Regions from separate parts of the Homo sapiens genome. Here all the other regions are linked to region 4. Evidence: chromatin loops called from intact Hi-C (ENCODE). Cell type or tissue: Calu3. All regions are shown on one strand. Each heading gives the region's core, and the rest is flanking DNA. Links, peaks and the distances in the headings are about the cores only.

The links. Peaks named below come from ENCODE experiments on the same cell type or tissue, not always from the same donor. Only the 100,000 strongest peaks of a DNase experiment are listed, where the experiment ranks them.
Region 1: a loop joins it to region 4, with 7 times the contacts of the local background. A loop is called at or near these places in 38 of 110 quality-filtered maps.
Region 2: a loop joins it to region 4, with 10 times the contacts of the local background. A loop is called at or near these places in 8 of 110 quality-filtered maps.
Region 3: it touches region 4 in a loop (8-fold over the local background); 13 of 110 quality-filtered maps call a loop at or near these places.

What each region holds. Positions count from the first base shown.
Region 1 is chr14:70,313,090-70,321,080 of GRCh38, reverse strand. It overlaps LOC101928046 (a long non-coding RNA gene), which reads right to left. Exons shown (of 7, transcript XR_007064236.1): 5 at 7,227-7,281; 6 at 6,663-6,763; 7 at 5,850-5,955. Among named protein-coding and RNA genes, the nearest start is that of COX16, 43 kb to the left of the region's middle. In Calu3, for the core only: a CTCF peak has its summit at 3,086; a DNase peak (open chromatin) is centred at 3,030.
Region 2 is chr14:70,253,633-70,261,623 of GRCh38, reverse strand. LOC101928046 (a long non-coding RNA gene) reads right to left here and starts at 6,805. Exons shown (of 7, transcript XR_007064236.1): 1 at 6,282-6,805; 2 at 5,435-5,859. LOC105370552 (a long non-coding RNA gene) reads left to right here and starts at 3,758. Exons shown (of 2, transcript XR_943992.1): 1 at 3,758-3,860; 2 at 4,791-5,262. RefSeq lists a silencer at 6,678-6,787. In Calu3, for the core only: a CTCF peak has its summit at 3,842; a DNase peak (open chromatin) is centred at 3,923.
Region 3 is chr14:70,564,031-70,572,021 of GRCh38, reverse strand. It overlaps a transcript of ADAM20 not described here. Among named protein-coding and RNA genes, the nearest start is that of MED6, 33 kb to the left of the region's middle. In Calu3, for the core only: a CTCF peak has its summit at 3,934 (motif pointing right); a DNase peak (open chromatin) is centred at 3,981.
Region 4 is chr14:70,083,116-70,091,106 of GRCh38, reverse strand. All of the region lies in intron 2 of SLC8A3 (solute carrier family 8 member A3), which reads left to right. Among named protein-coding and RNA genes, the nearest start is that of SLC8A3, 100 kb to the left of the region's middle. In Calu3, for the core only: no CTCF peak of the experiment used is centred there; a DNase peak (open chromatin) is centred at 3,806.

The DNA of each region.
Region 1 (7,991 bases), core at 977-5,976, 230 kb before region 4:
AGAACTTAAAGTATAAAAAAAAAAAACATACTCTTAAAACTGTTTCAAATAAGAAATAAAGACAAAATTACAACAAATATTGAAGAGTCTTTAGGATATGTTGCAAATATGAATATATATGCCACTAATCATCTCCACGTAAGCAGTTCCTCTCCAGTAAATTTACATTGCAGTAAAAAGTGATGTCTCACAGTTCTCACATATTTTTTCATCATGTTTACTGCAATATCTTAAACCTTGAATAACACCATGGAACCCATAGAGTGCCACTAATTGATGCTCAAAGTACTCTAAGAAGCAGATAAAAGTCATGACATTATAATAAAAAGTTGAAATGCTTGATAGGTACCATAGATTGAGGTCTGCAGTGCAGTTGCCCACGATTTCAAGATACATGACTCCAGCATAAGGGCCTTTGTAAAAAAAAAAAAAAAAAAAAAGGAAAGAAAAAGAAAAAAAGAAAAATTGTGAAGCCATCACTGCAGCTATGCCAGCAGATGTGAAAACCTTGCACTTTTTGCAAACTATCTTTTTATCTCATTTTGAAATTGCAGCTTTTATGTGGTGCTGGGTTGCTATAAGAAAGACATACCTATAGACTAATATGAGTCAAGAGAAAGTGAAGTCATTATATGACAAAGCAAAAGGAAGGTGAAGAATCTAAAGCTGAAGAATTTGATGCCTGCAAAGGATAGTCTGATAATTTTACAAAGACGTTTGGCTTTAACAACAAAACAAAAAAAACAGTCACTCCCAGCCTGGCCAATAAGGTGAAACTCCATCTCTACTAAAAATACAAAAATTAGCCGGGCGTGGTGGTGTGCGCCTGTAGTCCCAGCTACTCGGGAGGCTGAGGCAGAAAAATCGCTTGAACCCAGGAGGCAGAGGTTGCAGTGAGCCAAGATCGTGCCACTGCACTCCAGCCTGGGCGACAGAGCGAGACTCCATCTCAAACAAACAAACAAACAAACAAACACTCACTCCTAAGTGTGGAAGTACACTGAGAGTTTCCTTGTTTGCTGCTTGACTGTCCTAATCATACTACAGCAAAGAGGTAGAGATAATGAGAAATAGTGCTCCAACCCTACTGGTCAGTTTCATAAGAGGCATCAGCCCAGGACTGGGTGTTTCATGGAGTATAAAGGGTAGAACTGAGTGTTGGCATATCATTTGATTCAATGGGGCCTAAAAAGCAGGGCACTTGGGAAACTGGGAGTTTGCGGAGACGTAGCCAAGTTGTCGCCTCCTTCTGGACTTCATTTTCTCTAACTGTACAACAGAAGGTGGGGTAGTAAACACCTACAGGAATGGCATTAGGATATGGTAAGACTGTAAGCACAAGGGCAGGGAATGTTTCTTTGAAATGTTCTGCCTCATTTCTCTTCCTCTCCTCTCTCTCTACCACAACAGCAAAGCTGAGCTGACCTGATGTGGAAGGTATTTTTCTTGGGCTTTCCAAGATCCTGGTAAGGTGTTAACATTTCAGTTTAAGATGTGGATTTCTTTTGTTTTTGAAAGTCCATGGGAACATTTAAATTTACAATGCAGTTAATTGGTTGTTTCCTACCACTGTCTTTGAGTTCCCCACCCTAAAAAAAATTTACTTCAATACAAAGTATTAGTAATCAATGTAACATTTACTAATAATTTCATAGGGAAGAGAGGAGATGGTTTATACTGTACCACACAAGAAGTAACTCAAGAAATCCCCCTATCGGCTGGATGCGGTGGCTCACACCTCTAATCTGGCACTTTGGGAGGCTGAGGCGGGTGGATGACTTGTGGTCAGGAGTTCAAGACCAGCCTGGCCAATACAGTGAAATCCTGTCTCTACTAAAAATACAAATTAGTGCTCACACCTGTAATCCCAGCACTTTCGGAGGCTGAGGCGGGCAGATTGCCTGAGGTCAGGAATTCGAGACCAAAGACCAACCTGGCTAACATGGTGAAACCCTGCCTCTACTAAAAGTGCAAAAATTAGCTGGGTGTGGTGGTAGCTGGGTGCCCGTAATCCCAGCTACCTGGGAGGCTGAGGCAGGAGAATCGCTTGAACCCAGGAGGCGGAGGTTGCAGTGAGCCGAGATCATGCCATTGCACTCCAGCCTGGGCGACAAGAACAAGATTTTGTCTCAAAAACAAAAACAAACAAACCCAAAAACACACCAAACAAACAAAACAAAACAAAACCACACAGCCCGGTTTGGTGGTGGGTACCATAGAGACTGAGGTAGGAGAATCGCTTGAACCTGGGAGGCGGAGGCTGTGGTGAGCCGAGATTTCCCCACTGTACTCCAGCCTGGGTGACAGAGCAAGACTGTCTCAAAAAAAAAAAAAAGTTCTTATCAAAATGTCACACCTAAAACAATATTTTAATAACATTACTCAGTAGTCTGTTCAATTAGTAGCAATAAATTCTGTGTGGGTGGAAGGATCTATCTAAATGTTTTTGTATATCTCTTTTCTGCAAACAGTGAAGTTCAGTGGAAAACCATGTAAACTGGTAGCCCTGAATTGGACTCTGGACTTTGTCACTTACAAACTGTGTAATCTTACACAAATTACATAACCTCTTTGAGTTCCAGTTGCCTCATCTGCGAACTGCAGTTTTGACTGTGTCAACAGTTGTGTGACTGTGTGAGGTATACATGGAACTCAGTGGAGAGACAGGAAAGATAAGATAGGTAATAAAGGAGTAGTATTGATCAGTACAAGGAAAATAGTCTGCTTACAGATGATAGATTGTTCTACAAGCATTGCTTCATATAATACTGTTTTTTTAAAAAAAATTTCTGGTTTTCTGCCTTTTGAAACTTAAACAATGTTTAGCCTACTGTAATCATTACTAGAATAATAGAAGGAGAGTGGACAAAAGGTTTCTGAAATAGGACTTTCAGTTGGATGACATTTGTGTGCATTCCTTTTGTGAGAGTGGAGACCAGATTTTGAGGATGGACTTTGGTCTATGATACTCCCAACGGAAATGATCCTGGTCTGGGCAAGCCTTCAGGAGTCACTGCTCACTCCACAAGAGGGTGCACAAAGACCACACAATACTGAGTTTTGAAGCCAGAACTCTTAGATGATGTCCAACTTTTTCTAGGGCCTTGCCCTCCACAGGGAGTCCCATAATCAAGAATCCTGACTTGTTCTCTCTGCATTTTCCCTTTAGATGCTGTGAGGCCAGAAGATTCCTGGCTGGATGAACTGGCTCCTCCAGCTACTGTATCTTCTTTGTGCAGAGCTGCCTCCCTCAGGGGTGGCTGATGCCTGTAGTCCAGCAGAGCCTCACAAACCCTGGACCCCAAAGGAACTGCTCAGGAACCCTCAGGGTTCCCAAAGGAACCCTGAGGAACTGCTAATCACCTGTGTCTGAGCTGGGCTCTTCTGTCTTCTTTCAGCTATTTCCTCCTGCCTTCATCCTTTTTGCTCAACTTTCTCTGATTGCTTCTCAGCTCCCTTTTCCTTGCCCAGGTATATCAACCACAAGAAACCAGGGCTCCCCTGCGTCAGATGTCTCTAGGCAGTAATAATCAAATCCTCCTGCTGGTCCCTTGGACTGCCTGCTTCACAGACATACTGACACAAAACACAAACATACACACACACACACACACACCAGCTACAAATCCTCCTGCTGGTCCCTTGGACTGCCTCCTTCACAGAAATACTGACACAAAGACACAAACATACACACACACACACACACACACACACGTGCATGCTAATCCCTCCATGGTGGCCGGTGTGTGGGAAGGGGCCATCTGGGACAGTAGCCTTGGGAGGCAGCTGTGAGGCCTGACCTCAGCATAAGTCTCAAGTCTGTGCCACACCTGAAGGGGGCATATTTACTCCCATGCACCGAGGATACGATGTCAAATAGCATTGCCCTGGACCTGGGCAGTCTTTCTGGGGCAAATCAAAGTTTTCCTCAGGTGCTAGGAAAACAAGAAACTCCAAAGCCAATGCTGGCCACTGTGTGTGAGAAGATACCCAGCTTCCAGAAATCCTAGCACTCTGCTGGCAAAGTCCCTGCAGTAACATTCTTCCAGGCTTGTTTGATGATTTTTATGGCAGGGGGTCTGGGTGAGAACACTAATTCAATTGTAGTATAACTCTGTTTAAACACACAGAAAAAAGAATCTTGACAAAACCCTCTTTCTTGGACTTCACAACACTGTGAAGCACAAACTGCCCCAAGGGCAGCCTTGTCTGCCCCACCTGCTAGATTCCCCTTCCCATCTCATCAAGGCGGGGCAAGAAGCCACTACAGTTGTCACCTCTCTTCTCTTCCTTTGCTATGCTATATTAATTGCTTGTAATGTGAGCTTTCTCTGAAGTTTGGGTATGTGAAGGTCCGAGAGGCCTGTACTATACCATTTCTTGGGCTCAGGACACAGTTCCTGATGTGGCTCAGAAAATACACTAGTCCCTACAGTTCACTAGGAAAAAAAATCTAGGTTTGTTATCAATTTCCCCCAGAAAATAATCTCAGCTTTTCCTACAACAGATACAGGGCCTATATTTATTAAAGAATGAGAGAGTTACAAAATGTGAAATTGAGAAAGAAACGTAGAGATCACCCATCCTAGACCAAGGGTCTCACTTTACAGAAGACGAAGATGAGGCCTGAAAAGAGAGGTGACTTGCCTGAGGTCCCATAGCTGGTTGGTGGAAGATTCTGGGCTGAAACCCAGTTACCCTGACTACCAGGTGAAGACAGTCTTGTTCACCTCAGTTTAAAGTGTTGTGTAGGAGCCAGTTAATTTTTTTTCCAATAAAGTCTGTATGTCTCTATTTGTGAATGTGGCTGAGAATACGAGGCCCTGAGAAGAGATACAATATCTCTGGCATTTATAACCATGCTTGGCAGGTACATGCTAAGAAAATATTTATTGAATGAATGGATGGGCCTGTGTGAACGCAGAGAAAGGGAGTGGCTATATGCCTAATATTACCCATGACTCAAGACCCAACAAAAGCAGACAAGTCAGGGACATACAGATATCAGGAGCACATTTTTTCCACTGGGTATGAAGCCTGAGTGAGGGAAGGGAGTATCTATTTATAAGTGATGTCTGAAAGCTTCATGTGTGCTGAGAGTCCAGTCTATGATCCCAGGATTAGACTTAACTTTCTTGGGCTCCATTTCCCTAATGTTCCTTAACATTAAGTAACTAGAGTGTATCTCCCAGATTGTCCCAGATCTATGTCAGGCCACAGACCTCAAGGGGGGAATGGATTTCACAGGAAAGTCATCTTATCTTGCGATGGTGTGCTCTTTGGGTGGTGGGTCCCTGTAGTGGGTAGAACGCCAACATTTCCACCTCTTAGCCTCTAACACATCTATTCCCAATCCCAAGCTTCATTTCTCCCTTTCCTCTGTTCACAAAAGTTCATTCTCTGGACTGAGAACTTGGAAGAGAGATGCAGGATTCAGTTTTGAATTGCGTGTATCTCGTGAAATAATCTTGGTATAACAAGTGAACTATTTAAATTCTTAGCACCTGTCTGGACATTTATTTCATTTCATATACCAGTCCATATCCAGTAACAAAGTATTGAAATCCTGTAACCATTTATTCTTCTCTTATCTGCTATAGAAAATATCTCCCCAACCTCCGCCAAAGAAGCTGGTTACTTAAACTGCATTTCATACTTCCCTCCCTGGACCACCCTCCACCACTTAGGAATACATCTGCCACAAAGCTCCAGCGCTGCTGCATCAGATAGAAAACAGGACTGGAAGAGGAGGGCCAGCATAAAATGGCCCTTCTCTTTTGGGTATTAGGTTCCAGACACTTGACAGGTTCCCTAAGGATTGCTAGGCAGATTCTGCTGCTTACTTTCAGTATCAAGGAGCAGGCTTGGCCTGGGTCCATAATCCCTAGAATGAGGAACTCTACCATCATGGCTGGAGAGCATCTCAGGTGCGGAGCCAAATTATATTGTGTTTCTCTAGACATGGGAATTAACCGGAGTTAGTCTTATCTTTGTAAAGTAAAAACCAGATGAACTACAAGTTCAGATACTCCCACTCGCCATAATATGCACTGAATTTTGTATGCAGAATGGGTTCACTTAAGTTCTCTATGATCTTATCACTTAACGGATAACATGCTTGTGAACCCCAAAAATCTGAGACAGGTCTCAGCTAATTTAGAAAGTTTATTTTGCCAAGATTGAGGATGCATGCCCATGACACAGCCTCAGGAGGTCCTGAAGACATGTGTCAAAGGTGATCAGAGCACAGTTTGGTTTTATAAATTCTAGGGAGACATGAGACATCAATCAACATATAGAAGATAAACATTGGCTCGGTCTGGAAAGGCGGGACAACTCAAAGCAAAGGCGGGAGGACTCAAAGTGGGGAGGGGGCTTCCAGGTCATAGGCAGATAAGGGACAGATGGTTGCATTTCTTCTGAGTTTCTGATTAGCCTTTCCAAAGAAGGCAACCAGATATGCATTTATCTCAGTGAGCAGAGGGGTGACTTTGAATAGAATGGGAGGCAGGTTGGCCCTAAGCAGTTCCCAGCTTGACTTTTCCCTTTAGCTTAGTGATTTGGGGGCCCCAAGATTTATTTTCCTTTCAAATTTCCCCCTTTATCTTTTTAAAAATCTTTTGGAGAAAGGACTTTAGAAGAAAATGAGTCTCTGGTCTCACATTTTCTCTGATCTTTCATGTTTAGGATGGTTTATTCCTAGACAGGTAGGTCCCGAGTTATTAGGAAAGCTCATTTTCAGCAGGTTGTGAAGTCTTATATTCTATGAAGAGAAAATAGGGGGAGGAAGGGAGAAAAGCAACATCAAACTAAAGAACAATCCTGGGAAATCAATATAGGCCACATTACTATGAAGTCCATATATCAGTAGGCAGGTATGAAAGTGGCTTATGTATGTAAACAGGTTGCTGTTACTTTCTTCTGAAGTTTAGTTGTCTAGCTTCAGTTCACAGGGCTTTACAAAAGCACAGCTTAGTTTTTGGTGGTTCCAAATTAGGAAAAATGGGGGAAAAAAAGAAGGAAAAAATGGAAAACATTATTTTGCAGGCTTGTAGCCAAGAAAAATTAGAATTCAGTCCAAACTGTAGAAAATAATAAAAATTGAAAAACATTAGACAAGACTAGAATCTAACAACAGGTGTTGTATTCATCCATTTTCATGCTGCTGATAAAGACATACCCAAGACTGGGTAATTTACAAAGAAAAAGGGGTTTAACGGACTCACAGTTTCATGTGGCTGGGGAGGTCTCACAATCATGGCAGAAGGCAAAAGTCATGTCCTACATGGCGGCAGACAAGAGAAAATTAGAACCATGCAAAAGGGATTTCCACTTATAAAACCATCAGATCTCATGAGACTTATTCACTACCATGAGAACAGTATGGGGGAAACTGCCCCCCACAACATGATTCAATTATCTCCCACCAGGTCCTTCCCACAACGTGTGGGAATTATGGGAGCTACAATTCAAGATGAGATTTGGGTGGGGACACAGCCAAACCATATTAAGTGTACTACAGTTTTTGAAATATAATTTTTCTCTCTCTAGTTTTCCATTTTTACAAAAGACAAATCATGGTAGGACTGATTTGCTTTATTATACTTGGCTTGATTATTTGTATATAGTGCAGCAAGAATAATTATTTATTTTTTACATAGGCTTTTAAATTGGCTTTGATGGAATTTTGTTCCATAGAAGGAATCTCACATAAGACTTTTTTAAAGCTGAGCCCAGCCATGGATTTGGACCATCAAATACTTATGAGTTGGGTGAATTCCTCTCTTCTTCAGGTTCCAAGATAAACTTGGGGCTCCTGAGCCTGTCAGAAAGTGACATTCTTTACTTACCACAGGTCAGGAACCCTGTACAGGGACTGTGTAGACAAAGATATAAGGCCAGTTTTTCCAAGGGGCTTATATTGGCTCCATAAGTCAAGTTTGATTCCTTAAAGGAAAGCACACCATTCCAGTCAAAGCCTTGGTAAAATA
Region 2 (7,991 bases), core at 1,099-6,098, 170 kb before region 4:
AATATACCCTTTAGAATCCTTTCACTGATAGTCTGTTGGTAGTAAATTGTTTATTTTTGTTTGTCTGAAAAGGTTTTATTTCACCACCTTTTCCTTTTTTAAAGTGAGGGTTTATTTTCCTAGGCACTCAATTCTAGGCTTGCATTTCAGATTTTGAAAGTATGATTTTACTGTCTTGACAGTACCATTGTTGTTGAGAATTCAGCTGTAAAATTAACATTTATCTAATCTTCCTTTCCTGCGAGCCTCTTTTCTTTGCTTTTCTGTAGTGCACTATAATTTGTTTGGGTATAGAAGATCTTTAATTTATCCATTTTGGGGTTTGGAAACCTTAAATCTGTAGGATCTTGTCTCTCATCAATCTGGAAAACTTTCAGACTTCATATCTAGGATTATTGCCTTTGTCAATTCTGTGCTGAAACTTTGATTAGATGTAAGATAGATCTTACTCTAATGTCTAGGGATTTTTCACCTATCTTGCGTTATTTATCTCTTTGCCTGCTTTTTCTCTATACTGTATAATTTCCTTAGAACTATGTGTCAGGGCCGGGCATGGTGGCTCATACCTGTAATCTCAGCACTTTGGGAGACCAAGGCGAGTGGATCACTTGAGGTCAGGAGTTTGAGACCAGCCTGGCCAACATGATGAAACCCCATCTCTACTAAAAATACAAAAACTAGCTGGGCATGGTGGCACACAACTGTAATCCCAGCTACTCGGGAGGCTGAGGCATGAGAATCGTTTGAACCCGAGAGGCAGAGGTTGCAGTGAGCTGAGATCATGCCAATGCACTTCAGCCTGGGCGACAGCGTGAGACTCCGTCTCAAGAAAAAAAGAAGAACTATGTGTCAGTTTACTAATTTTGTTTTTAGTTGTATATAATCTGCCATTACACATTTTCATTTTTTGTTTCTATGTATATTGAATGTATATATATTTATATATTATTTAAATGTACACATTGATTATATATGTACAATTCAAGTTCTATTTGATTTTCAAAAAAACTGTCTAGCCATTGTTATTGTTTGTTACTAATAACCTCCAATACTCTCTTGTTGAAATTATAAAACATATTTTTATAATATTCTATCTGATAATAGGGGCAGCAGAATTATTTGTAAGTTTCATTCTGCTATTGTTTTTATTGTTGACTTATCAATGGGACTTTGTTTCCTTCTGTATTTTGTAATATTCAAAAACTCGTGGGAATTTTATGAGGCCTAAGTTGAAAATGTATTTTTCCAGAGAGAGTTTGCATGTTTTTACGTCCATGCTTTGAAAATATCACAACTCAATATCCCTTCAAAATAGATATTGCTCAAAGTTTTTGGTGCCATATAAGTGGTATCAATTTATTCCCCTAAATGGCACAAAGTCTAGCTTATACGTGTAGGGAAACACAGGCAATTTGTCTCCTCTTCTCCCACCATCAAAGGTAAAAGGTGGTTTTCCTTGTTATCTTCATCTGTAGGTTATATTTTCTTTTCATTTACCCTGTTTTTGTCCTATGGCTCTCCTAACAACATCTCCTCCTTGGCAAAGCTGAGACATTGCCTACTGTTCCCATCATTTTATGCAGCCATCAAAATATAAGCTCAATTTCACCAGGGAGGGACAGATGCCTCAGAGAAGGTACCAACTTCAGGGTCGCTTTCCTTTCTGGGTTCCTGCTTTTATTCCATTTTTGGTCTTCGAGAATTTCCCTTACCTTATCATAGCACATAATTTTTTTCACCCTCCCAATATTTTATATTAAAATTGAATTAAAATATTGGGAGGGTGAAAAAAATTCATGTAGAATTTTGAATTATTTTGCTGCGTGAGCTAGGAACTGGACATGTTGTCTGCCATAGTGCCAAATATGGAAGTCCAGTTTTCCAAATTTTGTTTTTTCTTATCATTTATTCTGTTATTTTTAAACAACTACACTAGAAAGACCATTAGAGAGCTGGTGTTTGTTTCACAGAGCTTTAAACTACACTGATCTATCCAGGAATAGATCTGGCTTTGATCCTTTAAGAAGAATCTCTAGCATTTCCTGTTCTAAGCAATTACCTTGACCCTCTATTACTTTGTCCATTTCCTTGTTTTTGCCCCCACTTGAATCTAGATTGTACTCAAGAGTCTGACCTTTGTCTTTTTCATTATAAACCAAAAATTGACCAGAGTTGAACACAAATGTAGCTTTCTGAGTTTTCATATTTTGATACTTCCTAGAATTTGCCTTTGCTGACATCATTGATGTTTCTGCTTTTTACATTCAAAACTAAGCATTCCACTTGAGCAGATCCTGCACCAATCATCCTACTCTGTTATTAGCCACCTGACCTGTGCCCTAGAAAAGCCTTCTCCACTCAAGAGAAGTCAGAAAAACACCACTAGTTTGACCTGTAACCAGTCTTCTGACAGTGATCAAATTTTAGTATCCAAAGCCCAATACACTTTAAGAATGTTTATTTTACTATTAGCAATATTAGTATTAATATTATGACATCTCTTATTATGTACTATATATTGATCTATTCATATTCCTACTTCCTATTCCACAAGTGTCCTCAACCTCTTATTTTAAGTGGCTTCTTTTTCGTTCTTCTTTTGCGACACAGTCTTGCTCTGTCACCCAGGCTGGAGTGCAGTGGCACGATCCCGACTCACTGCAACCTCCGCCTCCCAGATTCAAGTGATTTTCTTGCCTCAGCCTCCGGAGCAGCTGGGATTACAGGCACGCGCCACCACACCCGGCTAGTTTTTGTATTTTTAGTAGAGACGGGATTTCTCCATGTTTGCCAGGCTGGTCATAAACTCCTGACCTCAGGTGATCCACCCACCTCGGCCTCCCAAAGTGCTGGGATTACAGGCTTGAGACACTGCCCGGCCCTCAGTGGCGTCTCTATAGGTGATTTTTACTTGCACAGATTTTACAGACTTTAGCATTGCAGTTTGTGTCGGTGTTTCTCACATGGTACACAGTTCCAAGGAAACATCTTCTCTTTGTGTGCATGTTTTTCTCTTAATAAAATACTATGGACGGAGGAATGCAGTGCTCCTATCAGATGGGCTTATGCCATATGACAACTGCTAAGCCAGGAAAGGGTTTAGCTTTATACAAGGCAAAAACCTGAGTGGAAGAAGCCATGGTGCTCGGATCAAAATAAGAAAAAATAGGTCCAGGATAAACAAAAAGTTTTTTTTTAACTATCATTTTTCATTGCCCTTTGAACAAAGTCTAGCTACAAAAGGATTCAGTAGAAAATGTCTCCTCACCCTAAAAGCCTCCAGGGCTTGAACTTTTATTTCCTACCTTGAAGCAGTTGATTGGATTTTATTTATATATATATATATTTATTATCATTTTTGACAGTCTTTTTCTGTCACCCAGGCTGGAGTACAGTGGCACGATCTCGGCTCACTACAAGCTCGGCCTCCCGGGTTCACGCCATCCTCCTGCCTCAGCTTCCCGAGTAGCTGGGACTACAGGCGCGCACGGCCACACCCAGCTAATTTTTGTATTTTTAGTAGAGACGGGGTTTCACCATGTTGGCCAGGATGGTCTCTATCTACTGACCTCGTGATCCGCGTGCCTCAGCCTCCCTAAGTGCTGGAATTACAGGCTTGAGTCACCGTGCCCGGCCAATTGGTTGGATTTATAGATGTCCTCCCCTCCCTTTGTGATTTAGACAGCTTGGACCTTAAATACCTGAGGGGTAGCCAAGGCACCTGTTGCCTAGAAACTTAGTAGAGTCTCCACCTCTCCCCAGGCCTAATTCCATTTCTTGGGATCGTCCATTCTCTGACTCACGACAGGGTATAGGAGGCCTAACCAATTATGAGCACAAAGGAGAGATTAAGTGAACCAGTAAGTGTTTAGTCCAAGTGGGCCTGGATTCAGTTTGCCAATCCTACCACATGGGGACGATAGGAAGCAAGAGGGGTAGTTACAATATGCCTTTCTAATACGCAATGACTGCCAACGGTAGCCCAGACAGTATTCCAGAAGTTGACAAAACATAGACGCTCCTCCTTGGGATTGAAATGTATGGGGGTGGGGGGAAGAGCGAGAAGGGAGAGTGAAAGAAGAGGATAGAGATTTTCTTTCTACTTCAAAATACATCTTTCCAGTCACTTTGGTAAGCATAAGGGATAACGTAATGTTTAGTAGTTTTTTTTACTTGAATCTATTTTCTACGTCCTGAAATGTTTGATAACATAGAAATTTTAAATTACTGGATAAAATTCCGCTCAAAGGGTATACTATTATATATCTAATTAAAACACTTAGGTGCTTATCTATGATGTGAACACTTGATAGTTTATTTTCAATCTTCGTCAATTTGACTTATATATTTCTAAAATTGTAGTGATTTTGAATACTTTATTGACATATTTATTGCCTTTCTTTTTTTGAATTTCCATGAGTATCCTTGATCCAGAAACACTTACTTTTTCTGAGTCATTTTGCTCCAATTTGGATATATAGCACCCCATCACCCCGTCTTAACCCCCCAGGATGAGAAAGCATTCGCAAAAGAGGAATTTGTCTCATTGCATTTTTGAAAAGGCACTTCCTTTTCTTATGGCGCATTTTGTTCAAGCTTTCTTTTCTTCTCCCACCTCATAATCCTCCTGGCTCTCTCTTCTCTTTCCGCCTCACAGGGCTGCCCTTGTGAAAAGTTTGTGGAAACATCTAGGTCAGACCCATTCAGAGTCCTCCCAACAGGAAATTGAGCCCAGCACTCTACTATGAAAGGTGACCACCTGACAAAGCATCCTCTTCTGTTCTTTCCAGGTCCCCTGGTTTGTGATGCAGAGTCCTTCATTCAGTTTCCAGTGCAACCCTTTCTGATGAATTCACCCCAGAGTCACTTTTACTATCATGGGATCCATCATATTAAAACGGCACTTAGGAGCTGGGTGAGGCAGTGAGGAGGACAATGGAAAGACTGAGCAGCAAGAAGAGAGGAGGGTGAGGTGGGAACCCACATGGCTGAGTGGAAAAAGTTAACTGAACTGCCTTGGAAATAGGCTCCACATATTTTTGGATCAAGCCTTAGTGTTCTATCTCGTGTGTTTGACAGAGCGGATTATGTTTTAACTTTTCTTCCTCTACCTGACAAAGTTATTTTGAGGAATAATCATGAAATGAAACAAATAATTAATGGCCAGGAAACTTTAAGTAGTGAACATTTTCTTTCACTAACCCTTATATGGTCATGTCAGTAAAAATAAATAAATGAAAATAAACATGCCATTTCAGATTAGGAAGAGTGAATTTTTTTCATTGACCTTTCCATATACAATCATACCACTGCAAAAGTTTTTAAAAATAAAAAGTAAAATGAATAAGAATAGTACCAAATAGGGTAGTGAAAAGGTAATAAATTCTTATTAAATATATTAATATATATTTTTAAAAGACATAGGAAAACTTACTTCATATTGTGTCCGGAATTGGTGGCTTCTTGGTCTCACTGACTTCAAGAATGAAGCCGCGAACCCTGGTGGTGAGTGTTACAGTTCTTAAAGGCGGTGTGTGCAGAGTTTGTTCCTTCTGATGTTTGGATGTGTTTGGAGTTTCTTCCTTCCGAGGTTCGGATGTGTTCGGAGTTTCTTCCTTCTGGTGGGTTCGTGGTCTCGCTGGCTCAGGAGTGAGGCTGCAGACCTTCGCGGTGAGCGTTACAGCTCTTAAGGCGGCGCATCTGGAGTTGTTCATTCCTCCTGCTGGGTTCGTGGTCTCTCTGGCTTCAGGAGTGAAGCTGCAGACCTTGCGGTGAGTGTTAACAGCTCTTAAGGCAGCGCGTCTGGAGTTGTTCGTTCCTCCTGCTGGGTTCGTGGTCTCACTGGCTTCAGGAATGAAGCTGTAAGACCTTTATGGTGAGTGTTACAGCTTATAGAGGTAGCGTGGACCCAAACAGTTAGCAGCAGCAAGATTTATTGCAGAGTAAAAGAGCAAAGCTTCCACAGTACAGAAGGAGACAGGGAAGCATTGCCACCGCCAGCTCAGGCAGCCTGCTTTTATTCTCTTATCTGGTCCCACCCACATCCTGCTGATTGGTCCATTTTACAGAGAGCTGATTGGTCTGTTTTAACAGGGTGCTGATTGGTGCTTTACAATCCCTGAGCTAGACACAAAAGTTCTCCACCTCCCCACTAGATTAGCTAGATGCAGTGTCCATTGGTGCATTCACAAACCCTGAGCTAGACACAGGGTGCTGATTGGTGTGTTTACAAAACTTGAGCTAGATACAGAGTGCTGACTGGTGTATTTACAATCCCTTACCTAGACATAAAGATACTTCAAGTCCCCACCATACTCAGGAGCCCAGCTGGCTTCACGCAGTGGATCCCGCACAGGGGCCGCAGGTGGAGCTGCCTGCCAGTCCCGCGCCATGCGCCAGCAGTCCTCAGCCTTCGGGCGGTCTATGGGACTGGGCGCCCTGGAGCAGGGGGCGGTGCTCGTCGAGGAGGCTCGGGCGGCGCAGGAGTCCACAGCAGTGGGCTGGGGGTGGCGGGGAGGGGGTGGGGGCTCAGGCATGGCGGGCGGGGAGGGGGTGGGGGCTCAGGCATGGCGGGCGGGCAGGGGGCGGGAGCTCAGGCATGGCGGGCGGCGGGCGGCGGGCGGCGGGCGGCGGGCGGCGGGCGGCGGGCGGCGGGCGGCGGGCGGCGGGCGGCGGGCGGCCAGGCATGGCTAGCTGCCCGTCCCAAACCCTGCTCGTGGAGAGGCAGCTAAGGCCCGGTGAGAAATCGAGCACAGCAGCTGCTGGCCCAGGTGCTAAGCTCCTCACTGCCCTGGGCTTGTGGGCTGGCCGGCCGCCAGCGGGGCCTGCCGAGCCCACGCCTACCCGGAACTCGCACTGGCCGGCAAACGCCGCGCACAGCCCCGGTTCCTGCCCGCGCCTCTCCCTCCACACCTCCCCGCAAGCTGAGCGAGCCGGCTCCGGCCTTGGCCAGCCCAGAAGGGGGCTACCACAGTGCAGTGGTGGGCTGAAGGGCTCCTCAAGCGTGGGCAGAGTGGGCGCCAAGGCCGAGGAAGCACCGAGAGCAAGGGCTGTGAGGCTGCCAGCATGCTGTCACCTCTCTATATTGGCCTATCATATAAATAAATCACAACATTACAGTTTCTGTTCTTGAGTTTTAACTTCCACAAATTTGTCCATGACTTCAACAAAATTGATCTTCACATACCTGTGCTTGAAGGAGCGCTCGCAGGAAAATAATTTATCCATTAATTTTTTATTTATTTTAACTTAAAAAGTTTTGCTAACATGAAGATTGAAGATAATAAAACGGTTAAGAAAAGCTTTAAACAAAGGATAAGCAGACATTCATAAGAATCTAATTTCACAATAAAAATGAAAAATTTCAAACTGTCCATGTCTTTATTTTTTCGGTATCAACTCTACCAGTTTTGAAATATGTCTATAATCTAAAATTCTAAACACGAATAAAAATTTTATCACAAAGAATGACAGAATTGAAGTAACTCAAGTTTTATTTCTTTGTCTTTATAATCATTGTGCTACAATTGTTTTTTATTTTTTATTTTTATTTATTTTTTAAATTTTATTTTATTATTATACTTTAAGTTCTGAGATACATGTGCAGAATGTGCAGGTTTGTTACATGGGTATACATGTGCCATGGTGGTTTGCTGCACCCATCAACCCATCATCTACGTTAGGTATTTCTCCTAATGCTATCCCTCCCCTAGCCCCCAACCCCCTGACAGGTCCTGTTGTATGACGTTCCCCTTCCTGTGTCCATGTGTTCTCATTGTTCAACTCCCACTTATGAGTGAGAACATGCAGTGTTTGTTTTTCTGTTCTTGTGTTAGTTTGCTGAGAACGATGGTTTCCAGCTTCATCCGAGTCCCTGCAAAGGACATGAACTCATCCTTTTTTATGGCTGCATAGTATTCCATGGTGTATATGTGCCACATTTTCTTTATTCAGTCTATCATTGATGGGCATTTGGGTTGGTTACAAGTCTT
Region 3 (7,991 bases), core at 1,860-6,859, 480 kb before region 4:
CTAATCCATGAGCATGGAATGTTTTTCCGTTTGTTTGTATCATCTATAATTTCTTTCAAAAGTGTTTTGTAGTTCTCCTTGTAGAGGTCTTTCGCCTTCTTGGTTAAACATATTCCTACTTATTTTTTGTGTGTGGCTATTTCTAGATGGAATTGAGTTCTTGATTTGGTTCTCAGCTTGAATGTTATTGCTGCACATTCTACTGATTTTTGTACATTGATTTTTGTATCTTGAAACTACTGAATTTGTTTATCAGGTCTAGGAGTCTTTTGGATGAATCTTTAACGTTTTCTAGGTACAGGACTATGTCAACAGTGAACAGAGATAATTTGACTCCCTCTTTTCCTATTTTGATGTCTATTGTTTCTTTCTCTTGTCTGATTGCTCCAGCTAGGACTTTCAGTACTATGTTGTATAGGCATGGGGAGAATGGATGTATTAGTCAATTCTGATGCTGCTTATAAAGACATACTTGAGACTGGGTAATTTATAAAGGAAAGAGGCTTAATTGACTCACAGTTCAGCATGGATAGGGAGGCCTCAGGAAACTTACAATCATGGCATAAGGGAAAGCAGACACATTCTTCTTCACATGATGGCAGGAAGGAGAAGTGCAGAGAGAAGGTGGCGGGGGAAGCCCCTTATAAAACCATCAGATCCTGTGAGAACTGATTCACTATCCCAAGAACAGAATGGAGGTAACCACCCCCATGATTCAATTACCTCCTACCGGGTCCTTCCCACACCACATGGGGATTGTGGGAACTACAGCTCAAGTTGAGAGTTGGGTGGGGACACAGCCAAAGCATATCAGTGGACATCCTTGTCTTGTTATCATTCTTAAGGGGAATTCATTCAAATTTGCCCATTCAGTATGATGTTAGCTGTGGGTTTGTCATAAATGGCTTTTATTATTTTGAGGTATGTTCCTTCGATGTCCAGTTTGTTGAAGGTTTTTATGAAGGGATGCTGGATGCTATTGAATGCTTTTTCTGTGTCTGTTGAGATGATCATACAGGTTTTGTTTTTAATTCTGTTTGTGTGGTGAATAATATTGATTTGTGTATATTGAATGATCCTTGTTTCCCAGAAATAAAGCCCACTTGATCATGATGAATTATCTGGTTGATATGATGTTGAATTAAGTTTGCTAGTATGTTGTTGAAGATTTTTGCATCTATGTTCAGAAAGTATATTGACCAGTAGTTTTTTTTTTCTGTGTCCTTGCTAGATTTTGATACCAGGGTGATGCTAGTTTTGTAGAATGAATCAGAGAGGAATTGTCCTTGATTTCCTATAACAGTTTCAGTAAGATTGGTGCCAGCTTTTTGAACATTTGGTAGAATGTGGCTGTGACTCTGTCTTGCCCAGGGCTTTTTTTGGTTGGTAGATTTTTTATTACCGATTTAATTATCTAACTCATTCGTCTGTTCAAGATTTCAATATCTTTCTGGCTCAATCTTTGGAGGTTGTGTTTTTCCAGGAATATATCCATTTCTCCTAGGTTTCCTAGTTTGTGTGCATAGAGATGTTCCTAGTAGTCTCTGGTGATCTTTTTTCTTTCTGTGGTATCAGTTGTAATGTCACCTTTATCATTTTTTATTGTGGTTATTTGAATGTTCGTTTTTTTCTTGAGTAATCTTGCTAGCACTCTATCAATTTTGTTTCGATGAACCAGCTTTTCATTTTGTTGATGCTTTGTTGTTGTTGTTTTGGTCTCAGTTTCATTTAGTTCTCTAATATTTCTTTCTTTTTTTTCTGATACCTTTGGATTTGGTTTGTTTTCCTAAGTCCTTTAGATATGACCTTAGGTTGTTAATTTGAGATCTATCTTTTCACGTAGGCATTTAGCAGTATAAACTTTCCTTTAAACACTGCTTTTGCTTTACTCAAGAGGTGTGGGTGTATTGTCCAAGAAGATACTTGATATGATTTCAGTTTTTTTGCATTTATTGAGACTTGCTTTATGACCGAGCTTGTGGTCAAATTTAGAGAATGTTGCATGTACAGATGATTAAAGAAGTGGGTATTTGCGGTTCTTGGGTGGAATATTCTGTAGATGTCTATTAGGTACTTTTGGTCAAGAGTCCAGTTTAAGTCCAGAGTGTTTTTTTTTTTTTTTTTTTTTTTTTTTTTGTTAGTTTTCTGCCTCAGTGATCTGTCTAATGCTGTCAGTGGGGTAGTGAAGTCCCCCACTATTATTGTTTCACTGTGTATCTCTGAAGTCTACTAGTATTTGTTTTATAAATATGGGTACTTTGACATTGGGTGCAGGTATAGTTAGGATAGTTAAGTCTTCTTGATTGAATTGAATGTTTTATCATTAAATAATGCCATCTTTTTCATTTTCTTTTTTTAGCTTTGTTCATTTAAAGTCTGTTTTATGTGCTACAAGAATAGCAACTCATCCTCTTTTTTGTTTGTTTGTTTTTCATTTGCATGATAGATGTTTTTCCATTTCTTTACTTTTAGTGTGGGAATGCCGTTCCCTGTGAGGTAGATCTATTGAAGGCAGCAGAATACTGTTTTTTAAATCCAATTTGCCACTCTGTGTCTTTTGAGTAGGGTATTTAGACCATTTACATGTAAGACTAATATCGATATGTGAGGTTTCATTTCTGTCATAGCTTTCTTAGCTAGTTGTTTTGTAGTCTCAATTGTGTAATTGTTTTGTAGCATCTGAGAACTTTGTACTTATGTGTTGTTTTATGGTAGCAGTATCATTCTTTCGTTTCCATCTTTAGAACTTCTGTGAATATTTCTTGTAGGGCTTATCTGGTGGAGACAAATTCCCTTAACAGTTGCTTCTCTAATAAAGGCTTTATTTCTCCCTTATTTATGAAGCTGTTTGGCAGGATATGAACTTTTTGGCTGCCATTTTTTTTTCTTTAAGAAGGCAAAAATAGGCTTCAGTCTCTTCTGGCTTGTAAGGTTTCTGCTGAGAAGTCTGCTGTTAGTCTGATGGGACTTCCTTTATAGGTAATTTGGGCCTTTTCTCTAGCTACCTTTAAGGTTTTTTTTTGTATTAACCTTGGGAACGGTTGTGTTGTATAGTATCTCTCAGGTGTACTCTCAGTTTCTTATATCTGGTTCTTGACCTCTCTAGCAAGATTAGGGAAATTTTCCTGAATTATTTCCTCAAATATGTTTTCCAATTTGCTTGCTTTTTCTTTGTATTTCCAAAGGCTTTGTTCTTTTTTTTGCTTTATCTGGGTTAATTTGAAGGACCAGCCTTCAAGTTCTGAAATTCTTTCTTCTGCTTTGTGTAATCTGTTATTAAAACTTCCAGCTGTATTTTGAAATTCCTTTAGCAAAATTTTCAATTTCAGAAGTTCTATTTGTTTTTTTCTTAATACAGCTATCTTGTCTTTCATACCCTGAATTATTTTTCTAGTGTCTTTGTATTGGATTTCAACTTTCTCTTGGATCTTACTGAGTTTCCTTGATATCCTTATTTTGAATATTTTATCATTTCAAATTTTTCAGTTTGGTTAGTATCCATTACTAGAGAGTTGGTGCAATCCTTTGGAGGTGTCAGGACATCCTGGCTTTTTATACTGCCAGAGTTCTTGCTGATTCCTTCTCGTCTGAGGAGCTGCTACTTCTCATTTTTGAGTTTGCTATCATTTGCATGGGATCTTTTAATTTTTCAATCCTTTTTCCCTTTAGGGTATGACTGTGGTGTATGTTGTGTATGATCTTTTTGTTTCATTTATTGGTACTTTCAGTGGGCCAAGGCTGTATATGGGTACGTTGGTTGTGGATAGCCTCTGTGTAGTGACTTTCTTAGATGCTGATTGTTGTAGCGATGTATTGAACATATGAGCGGACACACTATTTCCTGTGGGATTGAGAGTGCAGGTGCATAGGTCTTAGGAAACTTATCTCAGACTAGCACTAAGCCCTTCTGGTAGCAGGTTTTTTGTTTGGTGGTGCAGTTCAGGCTGTAGTCCAGTAGATGGAGATGACACTTAAGAGTAGGAGACAGCTCATGCCCAGGCTGATGTCAAGTGGTAGCACCTGTGTTGACAGGAGGCATGAGAGGGGTTAGGGGGCCAGTGGGAACAGGAAGCAATCTTGTTGGGGCCCGCTGAGATCTTGGAGGAAAGGTTGGGGAGGTGCACCAGGTCCTTATCCTGAGTCAGCAGGAATGCCATCTGCTTCCCTATCTTGCCCCTGTTGCAAAGCTCACGACCTTAGTTCATAAATACTTTTGGTTCCTGGTTGCAGAGCAGCTGTGGGCCACCGAAACACCCTCTTGAAGGCTTGGACAGAGTATCTTACCCCAGTTCAGGGCAGGCAACTCTGTGATTTCTCTGTTCTCTGTTGCTGGGATGCTGCCATTCTGTGTAGGGAGGGCGAGTTAGGCCCCGCCATTCGAGTAAACCCCATGCAGCATGGGCTTACTTTGAGTAGGGATGGAGCTGCTGTGAAAAGCTTAAAAAATGCTTTCTCCGAATGCATTCCCCAGCCCCCAGTGGGAAGAACCTCTGCTGTGTCTGCAATAGTGTATGGCATTGGATGGGTGGGAGATGTCCCTCTCTCCATGTTCATTTCCTGGTGTTGGCACTGCCTCCTTCAGCAATCAGTGCTGCATCCACATTCCCTTTGTCCTAAGGGGACTTTGGTAGGCTGCACTCCCTTGTTGGTAGCCCATGCTGGTGGTTAGATCTCCAGGGGCCTCACAACTTCCTGGGGGCCCATCAGTCTCCTGTGCTTGCCAAAGCCAGAGTGGGTTGTAAGTTATATTTGTGAGGGTTCTGGTGGTGTGATGACTCAAGGGCGGAGAAACCCTAGGCAGGGCAGAGGTCCACTAGGTATCTACACCAGTATTGCACCTGTCATCTCAGTTTGGGTCAGGGGAGTACATGAATTCCTACAGGAGCTAGCCAGCTGGTTCTCTATCCCTGGGAAATTCCCAAGTCACCACCGATAGCTTTGCCCTAGGTCATGAGGACAGAGGGGTTCCCAACAGTTTGGTGGTCAGCAGATTGTCAGAGGGGTGAAGGGAGCAGAGCAGCATTCCCACCTTTTTTTTTTGAACGGAGTATCGCTCTTGTTGCCCAGGCTGGATTGCAATGGCATGATCTTGGCTCACTGCAACCTCCGCCTCCTGGGTTCGAGCAATTCTCCTGCCTCAGCCTCTTGAGTAGCTGGGATTATAGGCACCTGCCACAATGCCTGGCTAATTGTTTTGTATTTTTAATAGAGATGAGGTTTCACCATGTTGGCCAGGCTGGTCTTGAACTCTTGTCCTCAAGTGATCTGCCTGCCTCGGCCTCCCAAAATGCTGTGATTACAAGTGTGAGCCACCGCGCCCGGCCTCCCGCCTACTTTTTCTGCAGGATTCCAGGTTTCTCTGGGGTTGATCTCTGCCAGATTCTTCCTCTTTGTCTTTTGTTTGGGGAATTTAATTGATTTACATATAAAGTAATTATTGATGGGTAAGGGCTTACTATTGCTATTTCATTAATTTTTTTCTGTCTATTCTGTAGTTCTTTTCTTTCTTTCTTCTCCTCCCCTTTTGTCTTCTTTGGTGACTTGATTTTTGTAGTGTTGTGCTTTGATTTTTTTCTCTTTCTCTTTTGTGTATCTCCTGTAAGTTTTTTCCTTTCTGGTTACCATGGGACTTACATAAACATATTTCTAACAGTCTATTTTAAGCTGATAACAGCTTAACTATGCTCACATACAAAACTACCCATTTATTCTCCCTTAATTATTTGTTATTGATGTCACAATTTACATCTTAAATTGTGTATCCATTAATTGTTATAGTTCTTAGTACTTTTGTCTTTTAACATTTATATTAGGGTTAAAAGTGACTTACATACTTTACAATATTAGAAGATTCTATATTTACTTATATATTTACCCTAACCAGTGAGTTTTATACTCCTGTGGTCTTTCATGTTGCTATTTAGTGTCTTTTTGTTTCAACTTGAGCAACTTCATGTAGCGTTTTTCATAAGGTAAACATAGTGGTGATGAACTTCCTCAGCTTTTGTTTGGGAAATTTTTTCTTGCCTTCATTTCTGAAGGACAGCTTTGCTGGGTATAGCACTCTTGGTTAGTAGTTTTTTTTTTTTCTTTCAGCACTTTAAATATGTAGTGATCCCCCGGTACCTGTGGGGTTATCCAGGAAACTCCACAGATAATACAATCCACAAATTCTAAAGTCTGTTGTATAAAATAATGTATTTGCATATAGACCATGTACATCTTCCTGTATACTTTACATCAGCTGTAGATTACTCATTATACCCAATAAAATGTAAATGCAACATAAATATTTGTTCTAACTATATTACACTTTTTATTTAAATTTTTAATTGTTAGATTGTTTTTTGTTTTGCTATACAGTTGCTTGAATCTCCAGATGCAGAACATGTCGATATGAAGGGCTGACTGTATATATCATCTCACTCTCTTGGCCTGCATAGTTTCTGATGAGGAATCTGCCAGTAGTCTTATGGAGCTCCTTTGCCTGTAATGAGTCACTTTTCTCTTGCTGGTTTGAAAATTCTGTAGTTGTCTTTGATTTTTGACATTTTGACTATAATGTCTTGTTCTAGACCTTTTTGGATTTATTCTGTTTGGGCTTCATGAATCTGGATGTTCATTTCCATGCCCAGATTTGGGAATTATTGAGTCATTTTTTTAATTAGGGTTTTTACCGCTTTCTCTTTCTCTTCTCCTCTGGGCCTTCCATAATGTATATATTGGTTTGATGGAGTACCATGATTTCCTTAAGATTTCTTCACTTCTTTTCATTATTTTTTCATTTTGCTGTTCTGGCTGTAATTTCAAATTGCCCATCCTCGAGTTTTCAAATTCTGTCTTCTGCTTGATAAAAGTTTGCTGTTGAACCTCTCTTGCGATTTTTTAAATCCAGTTATTCTTTAATAAAATCCAATTTTCTAGTATTTTAAAAATTTAATTATATTTATTTTATTTTATGTTATTTTTAAGATGAGGTCTTGCTGTGTTTGTTGCCCAGAGCTGGAGTGCAGTGGTGTGAGCATAGCTCACTGCAGATTCAAACTCCGGGGCTCAAGCAATCCTCCTGCCTCAGTCTTCTGAGTAGCTGGGACTACAGGCATACACTACCATGCCTGTCTATCAAAAAAAAATTTTTTTATACAAGGGGTCTTGCTGTGTCACCCAGGCTGGTCTTAAAATCCTGGCTTCAAGCAGTCTTCCCACTTCAGCCTCTTGAGTAGCTGGGATTACAGGTGTGAGCCACTGTGCCTGGCTAAAAAAAAAAAAAAAAAAAAAAAAAAAATTGCGTCTATCTCTTTGTTGATATTCTCAGTTTGTCCATGTTTTATTTTTTGATTTAATTTAATTGTCTATCAACATTCTCTTTTATCTCACTGAGCTTCTTTAGGATGATTAATCTGAATTATTTTCAGTATTTGAAAATTCCCATTTTCACTTCATAAATTCCCATTTATTTTGGGTGAGTTGGTAGAGATCTATTTTCTTGCCTTTTTTCAATGTTTTCTTGATTCTTCATGTTTCTTATATGATTGTATTCATGTCTGCACATTTGATGAAACAACACTTTTTCCCTGTGTTGCAGAACAGTATAAACTATAGAGAGGCACCCTCCCTTCGTCTCTTGTTCCTGGCTGGTCCAGTCATTTAACTGTCCCAGGCATCTAGATTCTACTGTTTTTAATGCTAAGTATGAGACAAGATAGAAATCAGGCCCTTGGAAATGCACTGAAAGTTTGGGGACAAAGCTCAGTTTGTTTTTCCCACTCACTCCTGAAGAGAAAGCCTTAGTTCTCTGACTTTTACCAATCTTGCTCAGCAGCGCTGGTGTAAGAGTTACCTGCCCCCTCTGTTTTGCTCCTAGTTGTCTCAGGCTCACAGGCTCTACCAGTCTTTCAGTGCTTCAAATGTGAGATGACAGAAATTAGCCCTTGGGGAGTACACTGAAATGGCAGTAGGCCAGGCAGCTGGCACACTCTTCACTGTCTCCT
Region 4 (7,991 bases), core at 1,790-6,789:
CCCAGCAGTGCACATTATCGTTGCAGCTGTTTTCCTCACATTCTGAGGTTTATGAAATCCCTCATCCATCAATAATTGATCTTTAGCTCTTAGTCCAGGGGTTGTCAACTGGCACTCCATGGACCTTTAGAGGATTGATGGCTAGGTTTTCAAAGATCTTTGAACCCCCTGAAATTATATACAAAATATTGTGTGTGAGTATGTGCATTTTTCTGGTAAGAAGCACCTGAATTATCGAAGCAGTTTGTGATCCCCCAAAAAGCTAAGAACTACTTCCTAGAGCAAAGGGAGATTTTGCTACACTTAGAGATTTACACATTTGACCAGGGCAGCTCACACAAGTGGGATGCGGTTTCACATTTCATGGCAGATCTGCTTCCAGCTATACAAATTCATCAAGGAAATATTGTAATACTTCTATATGAATCAGGAATTCACTATATTTAACTTATTTGGAATAAGAACCACTATATATATACAAGTTTTTCCAAAAGACTGAAGGTTCTTCCTGTGGCAGGAAGGAATATGATTAGATTCATGAAGCGCCTTTATGTTTATATTTCAACTCTGAAAGATAATTGTGACTTTACTAAATCAAACCTGTATACCACGATTAGGAAAATGTGGACTGATTTGGGGTTCTAGGGGTAAAATGTGACCCCTGTGAAGTACCAATGCACCGTTCTTTTATCTGTGAACGGGCACTGAGCTTCTGAAATTAATTAGTAGGCAGGAGGACATGCGCATATGACGTGATAGTTTAAGTACTGATAATTATTCACTTGGAAGGGAAGAGAATAAAATTCAGAACACAGTATTCCTTAATGGGAAATCAACTTAGAGGAGGTAGGAGGGAGATCAAGCAAGAATATTTCTGGTAAAACATGCATAAATCAATGGTCAGCCAATGTGTTGATCAAAGAAATTATCTTTCGGGGAAAACAGTAGAAGGCAATTGAAAAACAAGCATCAGGCTGCATAAAAACAGCAAACAAAAGTCACAATGGCTTGATTGTGTGATGAGGTAATTAATGGCTGCAGTTAGCAAAATATGTTAAAAAAAAAGACAGAAAGGGTAGTTACAGGAGAAAAACATCCCCGCAGATCTTCAAAATCAGAAACAATGAAAATAATTATTTCAAAAATTAAGAAAAAAACTCTCTAATTTATACCTGAATTACCTGGATAATTGGTAAAATTTCCTGCGTATACAAATCTTGGTCCTCTGCTCCTCTCTCTATAAATAAATAGAAATGTATGAATCAATAGTCAGCCAATGTGTTGATCAAAGAAATTATCTTTTGGGGGAAAATTGGTAGAAGCCAATTAAAAAACAAGCATCATATTGCATGAAAACAGCAAACGGAAGTCACAATGGCTCGACGGTGTAATGAAGCCACACAATATGTATTAAACACATCATCTACACAGATGGATTCAAAGATACCTTCTTTGTGTCTAAGTCCCAAATCTGTGTTTCCTGGCTCTGTTCCCTCATATCTAGTCATTCTCCAAGTCAGCATGCCCAACTTGAAAGTGTCATTTTCAAAACCTGCTTCTTCTCTTCTGGAAGTTCTTCCTCTGCCCATTGCTCCACAATCCCCACCTCTTTCACCCAGTAGCAAACCTTAAATTTATCTTTTACTTTGTCTTACTTCCCCTTCTTATATTCAAAATGTTTCTCACTTGCATCTCTTTTCATTCATTTCATAAGCATTTATGAGCTCCTGTTATGGTTTGGAAACTGTTCTTCATGCTGGAGGTGGTCTTATAAACAAGTAATTTCAATTGAGTATTTAGTATGTTAAGTGCCATCCCAAAGGCAAACACCAGCTGTGGGAGGCTCCCCAAATCAGTCTAAGGAAGTTGGGAAAAGCATCTCAGAGAAGATGGTGTCTGAGATGGGGAGGATGTGTGGAACTGGGCAAGGAAGAGAACAAGTAACAACATTCTAGAAAAAGGCCTCTTTCAGCATGCTAAGAAGTTTGGAGGACAGAGGAGTTACCATTCAAAATTTGGAGGGAAGGAAGAGCATACTGAGGTTTGCCACTTGAACAGATAACTTCAGCTGTGTTGGGTGAGTGAAGTTGAGTGGGTACAAATCAGGTCAGGAATATAAGTTAGGAGACTGTTACTAGAATCCAGGCCAGAGGTGATGGTGGCCAATATATGAGAGTTTTAGCAGGGAATGAAAAAAAGAAAATGTGTTCATGAGGTAGAAGTAGGTAAAAAGAACAGGATCTGGTTCCTGATTGGAAATGGGGGTAGTCTGGAGAGGAAGCCAGAATGCAGGCAAGAATGCATAGTGGTACCATCCACTGACATAGGGATTAAAGGAGGAGAAGAAGCTTTGGTAAAGAAAATAAGAAGTTCAGCTATGGAATGTTTGAATTTGATTTCTCTGATGAGGAGTAGTTCTAGGTGATGATAATGCTCAGGGTGTAGACTTGAGAGTGGATGGGTAAAGTAAAGGTTGAGGCTATTAAAAGGGAAAAGGTCAAGGAACTGAGGGCCAAGGATTTATAATAAGTTATCTTGGGCCACTAAAGCCACGCAGGATGCTGGCAGGAAACCTATGAGCCAGGTCTTCAATGTTGAGTCCAGTGACTCAGGTGTCAGAAGCAGCAGGAGAAGCATTGATAGCCTGATGGGGAAGGAGCCGTTACCTGAGAGTAGCAGAGAGAGTTATCCTAGCTGACACAGCTCTCAGGGATTTGCTTCTAAAGCAATCCTTAGGAAAGAAAGAGCAGTATCCACAGGAGACTGGTGGGCACTGGCTTCCCCAGAAAACCTACCTAGATGAATTCTATTCTCAAGGGACTCCTATTTAGATAAGGGGCTTTGTTAGTTCTCAGAGCAACACCAAACAGATGTATATCTCATTACTTGCCCCCACAACCTTTCTGCTCTGGCCACATGGGCCTACCCACTGTCTGCTAAATGCACTTCATATTTTCTTGTTTCAGTGCCTCAGTATTCATAATCTTCTTTTCCTAATCTCTGCCCCTCACTTACCTGAATCTTTTGTATTCTCAATGACCTGCTCCATCCCAGCCCTTTCAAGAACCTTTAATACCTACCAAGTGAATACTCTCTCCATTGATTACACACTTCCTGTAGCACCTGTTCTATAATTATGAAATATTACCTATTGTACACATATATTTCAATCTCTTGGTGGACAGAGAATCCAATTTATGCCTTGTCAATTTGTAGCACATTTCCTTGCATATGTAGATGCACCATGAATATTTAGAGAACTTGTTAGTTAATTTCCTGTTTAACATGGGCTGCAAAGTTCTGGTCCATGCACGTCTTTTATAAAATAGAAATGACGGATGGTGCATGGAGCTTAAATTCCATGAAGCAGAAACATATGAGAGATGGAGCTGAATTTGTTTGCCTGTACAGCTCTTACAGCAATTGCTTCCAATTTGTTTGATTTACCTAAGAGCTAAAATTGTAAATGGCAGCTCAAATGATTTTTCTGTACATTCAGAAAATGAGTTTGAATATTTGTTGGAGAGTAACTGCTTAAGACATGAAAAAGGGGGAGATTATAGCTTTTAACTCTTTTTTATGGCAGAGCATTAAGGAAAAAAAAGTGCAGATAAATGAGATCAAATGGCAAGTGTCTGAACCTGCTGGACACAAGTCCCGGTAGCCATTGATAGACAGTGTTTATATGACTTCTGGGCCATCAATAGATAGATAAGGTACATCAGCGGCCAATGTTCCAGGAAGTTTGAGAAGATAAATGGAAGTTGCACAGCAGCCTAAGAGCTTCCTTAGGAGGGCTGTGCTCCTCCAGAGCGCCATCTGTCTGTGTCTTCCTGTTCTTCTTCTTCACATTAAATGCTTTTCCTTTTCTCATTTTTATGATGGTTATCCTAAAGATATGCTAGCCTGGACTTTGACAAGGACATCTGGAGATAAGAAAGATTCTGAATTATTTTTCCCTTTGGGCAATTGTAGCAATTTTAAAACTATGTTAGATGGCTAGAGATTCTTGAGAATATTTCTTTTCTTGGAAAATCATAAGGCTTTGGATAGTGGTACCTATAGAAGCTGACATCAGCAGCAGCCTGCCTCCAGTCGATCAGGGCCTTTGGAACTTCACGGGGCTCCTCTACTGACAGCCCCATCGGTTTCCCTCCAGCACACGTAACTCAGCATTGACTCTGGGTAGTAGAGGGTGGTTTATGGAATCTGATTCATCTCAGAAAGAGGTGGATGCAAACACATTCCCAGAGCAGAAGGCTTGGCATGTCTGGTCTTAGGCAGAGGGAACTGGAGATACTTGTCCTATTGTTCTTGAGATTCCAGCAAAAATAGCCCATTACAGAGGAAGAAGATATCAGGTCAAATGAAGGCTTTGGTGCTACAACATTGTCTTAGAAAAAAAAAGAAAGAAATTGGCCAAGTGCAGTGGCTCAGCACTTTGGGAGGCTGAGGGGGGCAGACCACTTGAGATCAGGAGTTCGAGACCAGCCTGGCCAACATGGCGAAACTCCGTCTCTACCAAAAAGTATTAAAAAATAGCCGAGTGTGGTGGCGGGCTCCTGTAATCCCAGCTACTCGGGAGGCTGAGGCCGGAGAATCACTTGAACCTGGGAGGCGGAGGTTGCAGTGAGCCAAGATCGTGCCATTGCACTCCAGCCTGGGCAACAGAGTGAGACTCCATCTCAAAAAAAAAAAAAAAAAAGAAAAAAGAAAAAGAAAAAAGAAAAGAAAGAAATTAAATTAAAAAAATTGTTTTTTAAACAAAGGAAGGCTTTGGGCTTGGAGTCCAACTAAGCTAGGCTGGAATCCCGGTTTCATCTCGCTTCTCTGTGCAACTTTGGATTTTACTGAATCTCTCTTATTCTCAATTCCCTCCTCTGTAAAATGAAGATAATGCTAGTACCTGTCTCATCAAGTTGAAGGAGACTTAAATGAGATGTGTTGAAAGCATTTAGCATAGTATGTGGCACATAAAGAACACTCAATAAATGCTGGCTATAAAGAAGCCAGAGAGAGACTCGGAGGTGATGAGAGAGGCCACAATTCCCTCCATTTCATTGAAAAGCAATTTTTATTATCTCATTTGAAAGGCAGTATAGTATAGTGGTTAAGGACATGCACTATGGAGCTAGACCTCCTCAGTTCACTTTCTGTCTCTATCATTTATTAGCTGTGACTTAACCTTCTTGTGCCTCAGTTTTTATCATTTTTGAGAGAGGAGTAATAATAGTTCCTACTCTGGTGTGTTGTGGAGATTTGATGAGTTAATACATATAAAGCACACATAGTAGTGCCTGGAGCATATTAAATGACATGTAAGTATTAGCTGTTATTTTATTAAACAACATGTGGCATAGGACATATTGGAACTTTGAAGTCTTTGAGGCTCTTCCCAGTTTCATAAATCAGAGACTACAGTATAAATATCTGCTTACATGTCTGCTTTCCCCATTGGACTGCGAAATCTTGAAACTGTTTTATTCATCTCTGCATAGTGTTGGCATCGTATTATGATACCTGACATTTACCAGGTGCCAAATGGGACTGGGCATGTTGTAGGGATTCAGTCAATGTGGGTCATTGCAGGCGGGGAGGTGGGTCGGGTTAAAGGTAAGAGAAGGGCCTTGGGGCATCACATTAAGTAGTTACCAGATTGAACTGCAAACATTGCTATCCAGGAGAAATCAGGTCAATATTTCACCTTCATGGCAATACCAGTACAGTCCAAGGAGAATGCATAGAAGGAAAGAAATCATAATCTGATTGTATGTGTTTTTTTAGTAGTAAATAATAATAATTATTACTATTCCTATATAATTTTGTGTGTTGGTGTGTTTTGTTTTGTTGTGCATGAAAAATGGGGTGCTAATCTATTCCCCTTCCCAACACCAGTGCTCAGAAGAAATTTCCACAGATAGAGAATCTATAGGTTATGAATTTGGCCTTGATGGATTCTGGGTCACTATTTCTCAATGTTTGTCCATGTCATGTGAAGCTCTTAAGATAAAGAACAATGTCTTACTCGTCTTTTTAACTTCTTTACCCCCTAATGCCTATCACATACTTTGCCCATGGAAACTCAATAGACATTTGTAAATGGAATTTAATTTCTGAGGTCCAGTAAAGCCTTTTTCCATCCTTCCCCTACTACACAGTTTGTCTAACCATGTCTTCCCTTCCATCATCCACCTTATAAACGTTATTACTCATTCTTCCATCACATTCTTGACACCTCCCATGTCCAATGTCAAACAAGTACCATTTGGGAAACAGAATTCTAGGAATCTGGAGACCTAGAGCTCTTCAGACCCTGAAATCCAGTTTTCTGAGCTGAGACAGTTTCTTAATTTCTCACTCCAACTCCGTTTCTCCTCTTTCTCAATGGATATTTTCCAAGTCTCCATTAGGCATATAGCAATTCCAGAAAACATTCAATTTTCCCTTCTCTTAATGTCATGCTCCAAAACACCACATTCCCTCTAGACATTGAGCATTGGAGAGAGATGGAAAAGTACTTTGAAAATGTGTGCATGTGAGAAAAATGCTAAGTGTTCTGTCTGGTCACTTCAATGACAAGTTTGCTACTTTAGAAACTTGACTAAACAGAGTGTGAGGAAAAACATGAAAAGAAAAAAATGTGTTCAGCTTGGCTGAATAATGACCAGCAGGGTGAAAAGATAAGATAACCACCCGCTCACAGGATTTCTATCCTCAAGCCCCAGAAGGTTGACAACAGCAGACACTGAAACTACTCTTAATGGAGGGTGTGCTAAAGAAGCAACATTATAGCCGCTTTTAGGAAAGCAAATAGGAAAGTTGGTGAAATAGAGAAGATGCCTAAGCATGTGAGATACCACCTCCATCTTGGAAAATAACCAAGGTGATACAATGTTATGCAGGACCCCTTAATTAAAACAGATTTAGTGATTAATATCAGGAGCATTGTCAAGAATCACAACAACAGCAATTAGTTACTATTGAGCAATTTCTGCTAAGTAATTTGCAGGAGGGCATCTCACTTAATTATCACATCCTTTTATAGATGAGAATATAGAGGCTTAAAAAGGTGCTTTTCCCAATGTTATTCAGCTATAAGTGGTCAGTCATGACTCAAACATAGGTCAACCTGACAACAAGATCTTCACTCTTAACTTCTCTTCTGTGTTGTAATACCCTTGATCCATGGAAATGGACCATCTTCATATACTGCTTTTTTGCCTCCGGAATGTCCAGGTATGGATTGGGTAATGCTCAAAGACAGAGAGGAATAGAGTATTAAAAAGATCCCTGGCCTCATTTTCTGAAGACATGAGCCTAAGCTGAGCTGTACCATTTACCATCTATGTGAACTTGGGCAGATTTTTTGACACTGCTGGGTCTCAATTCCTGTAACTGTCAAGTGGAAGTGAGCCTAACTGCATAGACTTCACTGGGCTGTTAAGAGAATAAAATGAAATAACTGTAAACAGAAGTGCCTAGTGCACATGCAAAGGATTATTGGGGCTTTCTACCCTTCAGGGATTAGAAGTTGATAGTAGGCAACAAGTTATAAGAAATACAGTCAATTGTCTGCTGACCAGGGCTAGAGTTAATTGTCTCTGGAAAAAAGGACTTGCCTCTCTTTCTCTTCTTCCTCCAAAACTTAAGACGTTTGCAGCTGAATCCCCAACAGGATTTTGTTTTCCTTTGGGAGAGAGGAAACAGACCAATATACCCCCAAAACTAACCCCATAATTTCATTTCAGCAGTAAAGTGAGGTCCTTGATAACTGCCCTGCCCAACCTGCAGGGTGGTTGGGAAACTCTGAATGGTCATGCATGGGGAAGCATTTTGTCCACTGTAAAGAGCTCTCCGGAGATGATAAATCTCATCAGAAGGCTTCATGCTTGAGGCATGGATTCTTGGAAAAACAATCACTCTACGTATGTGGTCAGAATCTAAAGGAGATGCTGGGGAGAGGAGCTAGGTCAGTCTCCAAAGTGGAACAG